Linked DNA regions of Homo sapiens: region 2 is linked to region 1. A link is an interaction called in ENCODE POLR2A ChIA-PET data of the cell type or tissue named here. Cell type or tissue: MCF 10A. All regions are shown on one strand. Each heading gives the region's core, and the rest is flanking DNA. Links, peaks and the distances in the headings are about the cores only. Region 1 overlaps TANC1 (tetratricopeptide repeat, ankyrin repeat and coiled-coil containing 1). Region 2 overlaps DAPL1 (death associated protein like 1).

The links. ChIA-PET counts read pairs that join two places held together with the same protein. Peaks named below come from ENCODE experiments on the same cell type or tissue, not always from the same donor. Only the 100,000 strongest peaks of a DNase experiment are listed, where the experiment ranks them.
Region 2: POLR2A ChIA-PET joins it to region 1 with 6 read pairs; 2 of 35 experiments call an interaction of 5 or more read pairs at or near these places.

The regions. Positions count from the first base shown.
Region 1 is chr2:158,993,646-158,998,046 of GRCh38, forward strand. All of the region lies in intron 1 of TANC1 (tetratricopeptide repeat, ankyrin repeat and coiled-coil containing 1), which reads left to right. Among named protein-coding and RNA genes, the nearest start is that of TANC1, 27 kb to the left of the region's middle. RefSeq lists an enhancer at 1,398-2,055. In MCF 10A, for the core only: a CTCF peak has its summit at 2,899; a DNase peak (open chromatin) is centred at 1,886.
Region 2 is chr2:158,808,379-158,812,779 of GRCh38, forward strand. All of the region lies in intron 3 of DAPL1 (death associated protein like 1), which reads left to right. Among named protein-coding and RNA genes, the nearest start is that of DAPL1, 15 kb to the left of the region's middle. In MCF 10A, for the core only: no CTCF peak of the experiment used is centred there; no DNase peak of the experiment used is centred there.

The DNA of each region.
Region 1 (4,401 bases), core at 78-4,077:
AAATTTTTTAAAAGTTAATTTCTAAAGCCATCTTCTGGTTTGTCTCAAGAGAAGACATTACCTTTTGTCCTGAATTCTCTCCCCTGAACTTTCTCTTCTTCGAACTTTCAACCCTTAAATTTTCTTGTTAAATTTTTAAAAAGTTAATTTCTAAAGTCATCTCCTGGTTTGTCTGAAGAGAAGACATTACCTTTTGTCCTGAATTGCCTTTATTCCATAACAAATAGCATTTGAATGCCTTCTGTATGAATGTATGTTCTGAGGTTTGGCCAATATCTACAGTGTTCATTTGACACTATCACTCTGGTCATTTAAAGAGTACTTAAAAATTTAAATCATTTTAATATGAAAAACCTTTCTCATTGTTTGGACCATGCACTAGTGCCCTAGTATCTCTAGTGCACTACACATATCTGATTTTCACTTTCCAGGGGGGGATTTCTATCTCAGGGTAATGGAGATTATAACTATCAACGGATCCTAATCTTTTTTATTTCCTGGTTTCTGAATCATAGAATTGTTTTGCAATTAACCATAGAAGCAAGAATCTCTTTTTGGGGTGAGAGGTGGTGCGTAGGAGCAGAGAAGGGATATATAGGAATAGAGTGATCTATTTTATTTTACTATTTTTTCTTTATATTTTTTAGAGACAAGGTCTTGCACTGTTGCCCAGGCTGTAGTGCAGTGGTGCATAGCTCACTGCAGCCTCCAACTCCTGGGGTCAAGCAATTTTCCAGCCTCTGCCTCCTGAGTAGCTAGGACTACAGGCAAGTGCTACCAAACCCTGCTAATCTTTTATTTATTTTTTGTAGATATGGGATGTCTACTTGCCTAGGCTGGTCTACAGTGCTTAGGCTCAAGCCATCCTTCCTCCCTTGGCTTCCCCAAGTGCTGGGATTACAGATGTGAGCCACCGCACCTGCCTAGGGTGATATATTTTAAGAGTACAAAGTAGATTAGTTGTCATTGAGAATGAAAAGAATCAAATCTAGATGTTCGTGTCTCAATTTGAGATCTTCATGTTGCAAAAGGTTATTTTTGATTTGTAACTTTTTAAAACTTTGTAATCAAGTTGATTTATTTGTGGTTATTGTAATACTATTTTGCCAAGTCATAAATGGTTAACTTTACTGCATTCAGATTTGAGAATATGCTTTAGGTTTTAAAGTTGCAATCTTGACATCATGTATGAATTATCTCACAAAATAACTACTGTTTGGAGAAAGAACTGATCTGATTTCTTCTTTTTAAACCAGTGATACTAAAGGTGTATTTAAGCCTGTTTTGAGTTTGTTGAAACATCACTCCAAAGTGGAAACATGGAAGGCTTCGAGCTGGACAGAGCTGAGTATAAATTTAAATTTTTGCCATTTCCAGACTAGCCATTTATGGGGCTGATCTTTGCCTTGTTTGTTTTGAGGGTTAAAGGAGATAATGGGTGTAAGATACCTATGCCTTGTCTAGTTAAGTGTTCAGCAAATACTAATTCTCCCCCACCTGTTACAGTGAGCTGGGGATTCCCTGTGTTTGCATAAGGTTGTCCTGTAGCTCTTTCTGTATTTACATATGTGATCTAGTCTTGAAGGTGGCTGGCTGGGGGGGCGCTCAGTTTTGTGTATTGAAAATTGCTAGAAACTGAGAGTTGGTTATTATATTGCCATTGAACTTCCTGTGTAATGGATGGTTACCATGTGTTTGTGTTATTCTCTGGTAAAAGGCACTTTTTATACCAGTGGAGTGTAAATTCCAATGTGAAAACGTTAATCTTTGAAAACCCTGAGCTAGGCTCCTGTTAACAGCCACTTGAGGTTATCTGGTGCTAGAGGCTAACCAGATCCCATTAGGCAATCCTTTCCCTCCCTGTAGCACATTACCCGAGGGCGGGACTCTTGGAAACTTCAAACTGAGGCTCCCCATGGCTGTCATTGCTTAAGATCTCCCCTGGGTTTTTACAGAATGGGATAATGAGAAACCTTCCAGACAGAGGGGCAGTCTTATACCTGTCTCCATTCATTTTGCCTCCCTTCCTCCTCCCTGCCTCTATTTAAATCTTTCCTGTTCTTTAAACCCTACATTTCTCAGGATGCTTCCCCAGACAGCTCTCAATTCCACCCTTCTGTCTGTATTAAACATATTAGCACTGACACCCACTGCCTTACCTACTGCCTTGGCCTTTTTGATGCTCATCTCGGATTACAGCCGACCCGAGGGCATCCACCAGCCAGCCTGCCGTGCCCTGTGCATCTCTGGCCTGGCTCAGCCGTGGGTGCACTCTGCCTGGTCCACAGAAACTGATTCTGTTTCTTCTTTGTCAGATCCAACACTCTGTCTTGGAAGAATTCTCTGTAAGGTTTTCCACACAGCAGTCTTCTGTCTGTTACTTTTAGAAAGAAATGAAAAAAGTAATTTAAAAATAACTTGATGGCTGGACATGGTGACCCACACCTAAAATCCCAGCACTTTGGGAGGCCAAGGTGGGAGGACTGTTTGAGCCCAGGAGTTCGAGACCAGCCTGGGCAACATAGTAAGACCCCCCAAGTCTGCAAAAAATACTAAAATTATTTGATAGCTGGGTGTGGTGGCATGTGCCTGTAGTCCCAGCCACTCGTGAGGCTGAGGTGGAAGGATCACTTGAGCCTAGGAGGTTGAGGCTGCAGTGAGCCGAGATCTCACCACTGTACTTCAGCCTGGGTGACAGTGACAGCCTGTCTCAAAACAAAAACAAAACTTGGTATATGCCTTCCTTAACTGTTTTTCTTTTCACAGACATATGTTAAATAAATGCCATACTTTTTGCTGTATAACTTGATATTTTTGTACACACGCAGTGTGTATTATATCAATATGCATTCTTCTAGAAATGATTTCTAGTGATTGCATGTAATTCATTTTCCAGCCTGTAGGTGTAACATAATTTTTTCAACTATTTACTTATTACTGAATTTTAAATAACACTGCAGTGAACATTATTCTAGTTTTATTGAATGACTTCCAGCAATTAACTGTGTTGAATTACTAAACATAGTAGTTTCTTTCAATAAATTTGTGGAATATGTTCATCTTATTAGTATCTGAGTAATTTACTTCGTGGTCCAGAACTGAGCTAGGTGTCAGGGATACACGTAGACATAAGTATTGTAGTACTAAGGATAAAACAATGCGTATACCAATAGGAAGGGATGTCAGCTACTTAAGTAAATAGACTTTAATTATTTAGATAAAATAGACATGAAAGAACTTTAGTGTATGCAAATTTATAAAACATCAACCAGCAGCTGTTCATACCTCTCCATGTGTGGGGTGTTGGGAGTGGGGCACTGAGATGCAGACTGTGGCAAAAAAAAAAAAAAAATCTACCTGCTTTACAGACTGTGGGAAAAGAATCTACCTGCTTTACAGTTGCATGACATGGTCACTTAAGAGAGTGGGGACAGAAAGACATGGACCTGGGTAGCTTTGGAAAATGGTGTTTTGACTATAATCTATAAAAACTACAAAAAGAACTGCATAAACGCTGTACTCTAGTGGGTAAAGTTTCTCATGGGACACAGGTTGACAGTTCCAACGCTGCTTTATATATGTACAAGGGTTAAACAAATAGTGAAGGGGTGGTGGATGGAGAGAGCCAAGTTTCCCACAGCTGGAGAGGAAAGTCAAAGGTATGCAAGGAAGGAAAGCTAGAACGAACCTTGTGGGACTGTATTAAAGTCAGAAACCTCAATGTGAACTTAGGTTTAGCTTGACATAGATACAGAAATAATTATATTTTAGTGTGTATTCATGGATTAGGACACACATGTATTTCCTAGATCTGTTCACTGAAAGAGCTTAGAAACAATAACACCCCAGTATCTTGGTTCCTAAATTCCATTCTCTAATCACAGTAACCAGGACTCCTTGAAGAAATGGATAATTATAGGTCTGGGGCATCTTGCATTGTCAGAAAATAAGGAAGTGCTCACGAAACAAAGGATGTGGGCATGTCTGAAGGCCATACCAGCCAACCTCAAAGAGCTCCTAATAGCCAAAGCTGGAATAATTTGAGCAACAAAATAAATAATATGATGTACTGCATTATAGTCCAAGATATAAAATAAATATACCTGCACATAACTGTATACTGGGAGAAGAGACATCTTCCTTATAGAAGAATTTCGAGTAATGTTTGCAGATACCTCCCCGTTCACTAGCTAGGCCTTAGCCCTCCCTACACCTTGAGTGTGGACTGAATTTAGTGACTCACTTCTAAGAGACAGAGTATGGAAAGGTGGGGAAAAAGTAAATTTACAGTGGAGAAACCTGCCAGCACTACCTTGACCAAGTAATCAAAGTTTAACACAACCAGCAGTAAACCATGTTCAAACATGAAGAAAAGTTTCACTTTGGGAGAATTGCTTGAGG
Region 2 (4,401 bases), core at 315-4,314, 190 kb before region 1:
TAGGGTTGTTACGTGGAGACAATGAGCTCACATACATGAAGGTCTTGGAAGAGTCTCAGCACAGAGTAACCTCTTTGCACTCTGTCAGGGATCGTAGTATTGGTTTTTATGACAGTGAAATAAGACAGTATATCTAAAGTCCATGATGTTACAGGGTAGATTGCACAAGGTAAGATCTTGATGATGAGCCATAGCTACAGAGCCTTCTCACATGGGAGCCTTGGTTCTCCACTCAGGTCGATTTAGGGTGAAGTCATAAGTGACTCTCTGCCTTCCTGGCTTCAGAGGCAGGGCTGGTGCATGACACCCTGTAACATAAGCTGCCTGCTCCCACATCTTATATTCTCTTGCTCCCGCCCACTAAACACCACTTCCTTAGGGCAAGGGAATGCTCACAGTTGTAAGTGGATAGGATAGAATAGACATGTTCCCCTAAAATATTTGTTAACTCGAAATAAAGTATTGAAAAGGAATGGTCAATAAAGGTTGGTCATGCTGTGTATTAGGTATGATGCCAGAGTTTACGTTCTGTTCTTATAGACATGTGATATGCTTATGTCTTTGACATATCACCTCTTTATTTCAAAGGTAAAAAGAATAATCTCTTCCCTAAGTAACAATACTTAACAACAATAATCAGTTGTATTTGGAAACCATAAGAGAACATTGAGATGGTGTGCTGTTAGAAATATTTTTAACAGGCCAGGCACGGTGGCTCACGCCTGTAATCCCAGCACTTTGCGAGGCTGATGTGGGCGGATCACAAGTCAGGAGTTCAAGACCAGCCTGGCCAATATGGTGAAACTCCATCTCTACTGAAAATACAAAAATTAGCCTGGCGTGGTGGCAGGTACCTGTAATCCCAGCTACTCAGGAGGCTGAGGCAGGAGAATTGCTTGAACCCGGGAGGTGGAGGTTGCAGTGAGCCGAGATCACGCCACTGCACTCCAGCCTGGGTGACAGAGCGAGACTCCATCTCAAAAAAAAAAAGAAATATTTTTAACAGAAACTATACCTATTTTTTAAAATATACCTTTGTGCTCAGCTCAGTGTTTAGTGGAGTAGGACTGTGGCTAAGATTGCACGGGTTACTGGTTAGGAGAGCAGGTCCTGGCATCAGCCATAGGCTGCCGGGTTCCTGTGTTGGCTGTGTCTCTTACTAGCTTTTTGTCCTGGGGCAGGTTTCTTCACTTTTTTGTGCTCCTCTTTCCTTATCTGTAAATGGGAGTGTGAGTACCAGTATCTACTTCATAGGGACATGTTGAGAGTAAAATGAAGTTACATAATACATGCGCAGTGCTAGGATACTTAGCCCTCAGCAAGTGATATCTTCTGTTCCCAGGCCTGCATCCTGCCTTCACTTGGAATCCCAGGTAAAGCGTAAGGCACCAGCAACAAAAATAAGCTCCAAGATTACCATAAGGGACTATCTCAAAAACGAACATTGGTAGAATCCATGTGTTTCCATATAGCTAAGAAAAATCTCACCGAATCCATCATTCAACCTGAAACCTAGTAAGATTTCACAATAAAGGTCAACCTGGGGTTGACACCTGCTGACCACTAGATCTACCAAGATCAGCAGTTGTGTGGGACTGAGTAGGAGGATTGATTACAAATGACCAGAGGAAATTTGGGGGAATGATGGGATGGTTACTCATCTTGATTGTGGTTGTAGTCACAAACTGTATGTACTTGTCAAGACTCATAAAGCAGCACATGAAAAAGCGTAAATTTTACTGTAGGTAAGTACTTTGATTTTTAAAACAGAATAGCCATGCTGCATAAACTATACAGGGTGATTCAAAAAATATATGAATCGATATATAAAAGATACAGACATACAGGTATCTTTTAATACATTTTTCCTGCACTACAATGATTCTCCTCACGGTATGTATTGCCACAGAGACCTAACAATATACAGCTGGTCAGAATAAATGCAGTGGCAGAATTGAGAGTCACATCCTCTGCATTTATTAACATGCATTCATGCCCTCAGTTACACTCATGTCTAGTCCCAAGAACCCATGTTATTTCTCATACTTATTTTAAGAAATTAAGTCTCTAAAGAAACTCCTCTCCATAGGAACTCATCAACCATTCAACCATGGCAGGAAAATTCTCTCTGTATGCTACTCATCTCTGAATTCCTACTTCAAAATCAACATGGGGTTTAAGATTTTGGAGATTGAAAAATAGTCCCCGAAGGGCTGGAATTGTGTAAATCAAAGTGGGAAGCAGCCTAGAATCTACCCCCACAGTATTTCCCCACCTCTCCCCTCCACACAGCCTGCTTTCTCCCACCCTACCTCATTTCTGCTTTCCTCCTCACTCTCCAGCCAGCCTTCCCCACCTCTTGAAGCCCTCAATAAGAGAATTCATGTTGCCCAGTGGCAGAACACAAGACATGGTATTCCTGCAGAAAACAGGCTGTGTAGCCCAAAAGCTCTTTAGGCTAGAAATCTGGGAGACCTGGTCTTAGATCAAGTTCCACCCACTACTTAGAAGTTATTTGACCTTTTAGATGTCACGTAACTCCTCTGGGATTTGTGCTCGTTCATTTACTTTTAAAAAATTATTTTAAGGCAGGGAGTGAACAAGAATGATACTGCCAAATATATTAATCCTCTGGACAGTCATGGCAATAAATTTGGCAATAGTTGTGAAACTTCTCAGAACATAAAAGTATCCAGTTAAAACATCCATAATGGGGTTGCGTTATGGTGTGGAGGGGGAAATGCTGAAGCCTGGTTAAAGTTGGGGCTACTTTTCTCAAGCTGCCAGACTTTGGGTCACCACTGCCAAAGCCAGTGAGATGTATGTGAAATGGGATCCTGAGGGAGAGAAAACTATAAAAGGCATCGCAAATTTTAAAAGGCTTCTCTTGTTCTGTAGATTAATATCACTGTAGGAGTATCCTTGAATTTCATTGACGAGAGCTGAATGTTTTGTTTTAAGCAGTTTGCTTAACAGGGTGTGGAAATTTAAGTGCCAATATTCGAGTTGGAAGTTAACACCCTGGAAAGATGAATGAAAGTGCTGCCAGTCTGCTAATACTACCCAACTTCAGGCTCTAAAACAAAACCTGCAGCTGATTTTCTTGCGTCTAGAATTTCAGGGCTCTCTAGTCATAAAGACCTCTATCACACTTCTTTTGCTTTTTCTCTGAAATGAAAAATATAGGTTCTGAGGTCGCAGCTACCCAAGATGAAGGTAAATTCTCAATGTGGAAGTTTCTATTGATCCACTTTCTAAGTTCAATATGTTGCCCCTGTAATGGAGCCACAGCAAGGCAGGATCCTTGTACATATACTGGCTTTGAATTCTTTCTCTCGTGGGGTTACCCTAGATTCTCTTACCCTAATGAATGAGACAAGAAACACCTTTTATTCTACAAATACTATCATTTTACAAAGACTAATGATGAAAATTCCACAGCTTCCCCGAAGTTAAAATGTCAGACTAAAACACAGCTGGCTGTAGCTTATACTCTGGAAAGCTGTTTCTACTTATTTGTAGTTTAGAGTTGAAAATAAACTTTTCCTATCTCCATTGATATAAAATCTACCACAAAGAATTAGTACATTTAGGAGCTGACCATTTTACCGACAGTTTCATCAATTCTGATGAAGATCCTTTATAGACTCTCCACCCATAGCCCCAAGTCCTACATCAGGATGCCCCTGACTGAGGCAGGTAGGGAGATGAGAAGGAGAACTTGACTTTCCTGTTATCATATTTTCAAGTTGCTATGAAACCCTGCTCTGGGCACCCCAAAAGCTGTACACTTGTAGCTTAACAATTATGGGCAGTTTCTCTATTATCTTTGCCAGAATTATTCCTACTTTTTTCTCAATCCTGTTGATTTTCTTTTCTTCTCTAAAACTTTCCAGATCAGTTCAGATGGCCATTGGGCCACAGGGGCTGACTTTGTTTCCCAAATATTCTGATCTGTGGCATTCCTCTTCTGAGAAGTAGTTGAGCAGTGCTTTTAGAACTTCGGTTGAATGCCTCAGTTAAAATGTAACCCTTAACACTTCTGTATTGCTGGTGGGAATGTAAAATGATCCAGCTGCTGTGGAAAACAATACAGTGGTTCCTCAAAAAATAAATATAGAATTGCCATATCAGGCTGGACGCAGTGGCTCATAACTAGAATCCTAGCACTTTGGGAGGCCAAGGCAGGAGAATTGCTTGAGCTCAGGAGTTCGAGACCAGCCTGGGCAACATAGAAAGACCTTGTGTCTACTAAAAATATAAAAAATTAGACCAGCATGGTGGCACATGCCTGAGGTCCCAGTTACTCAGGAGGCTGAGGCAAGAGGACCACTTGAGCCCGGGAGTTCAATGTTGCAGGGAGCAGAGATCACACCCCTACACTCCAGTCTGGGTGACAGA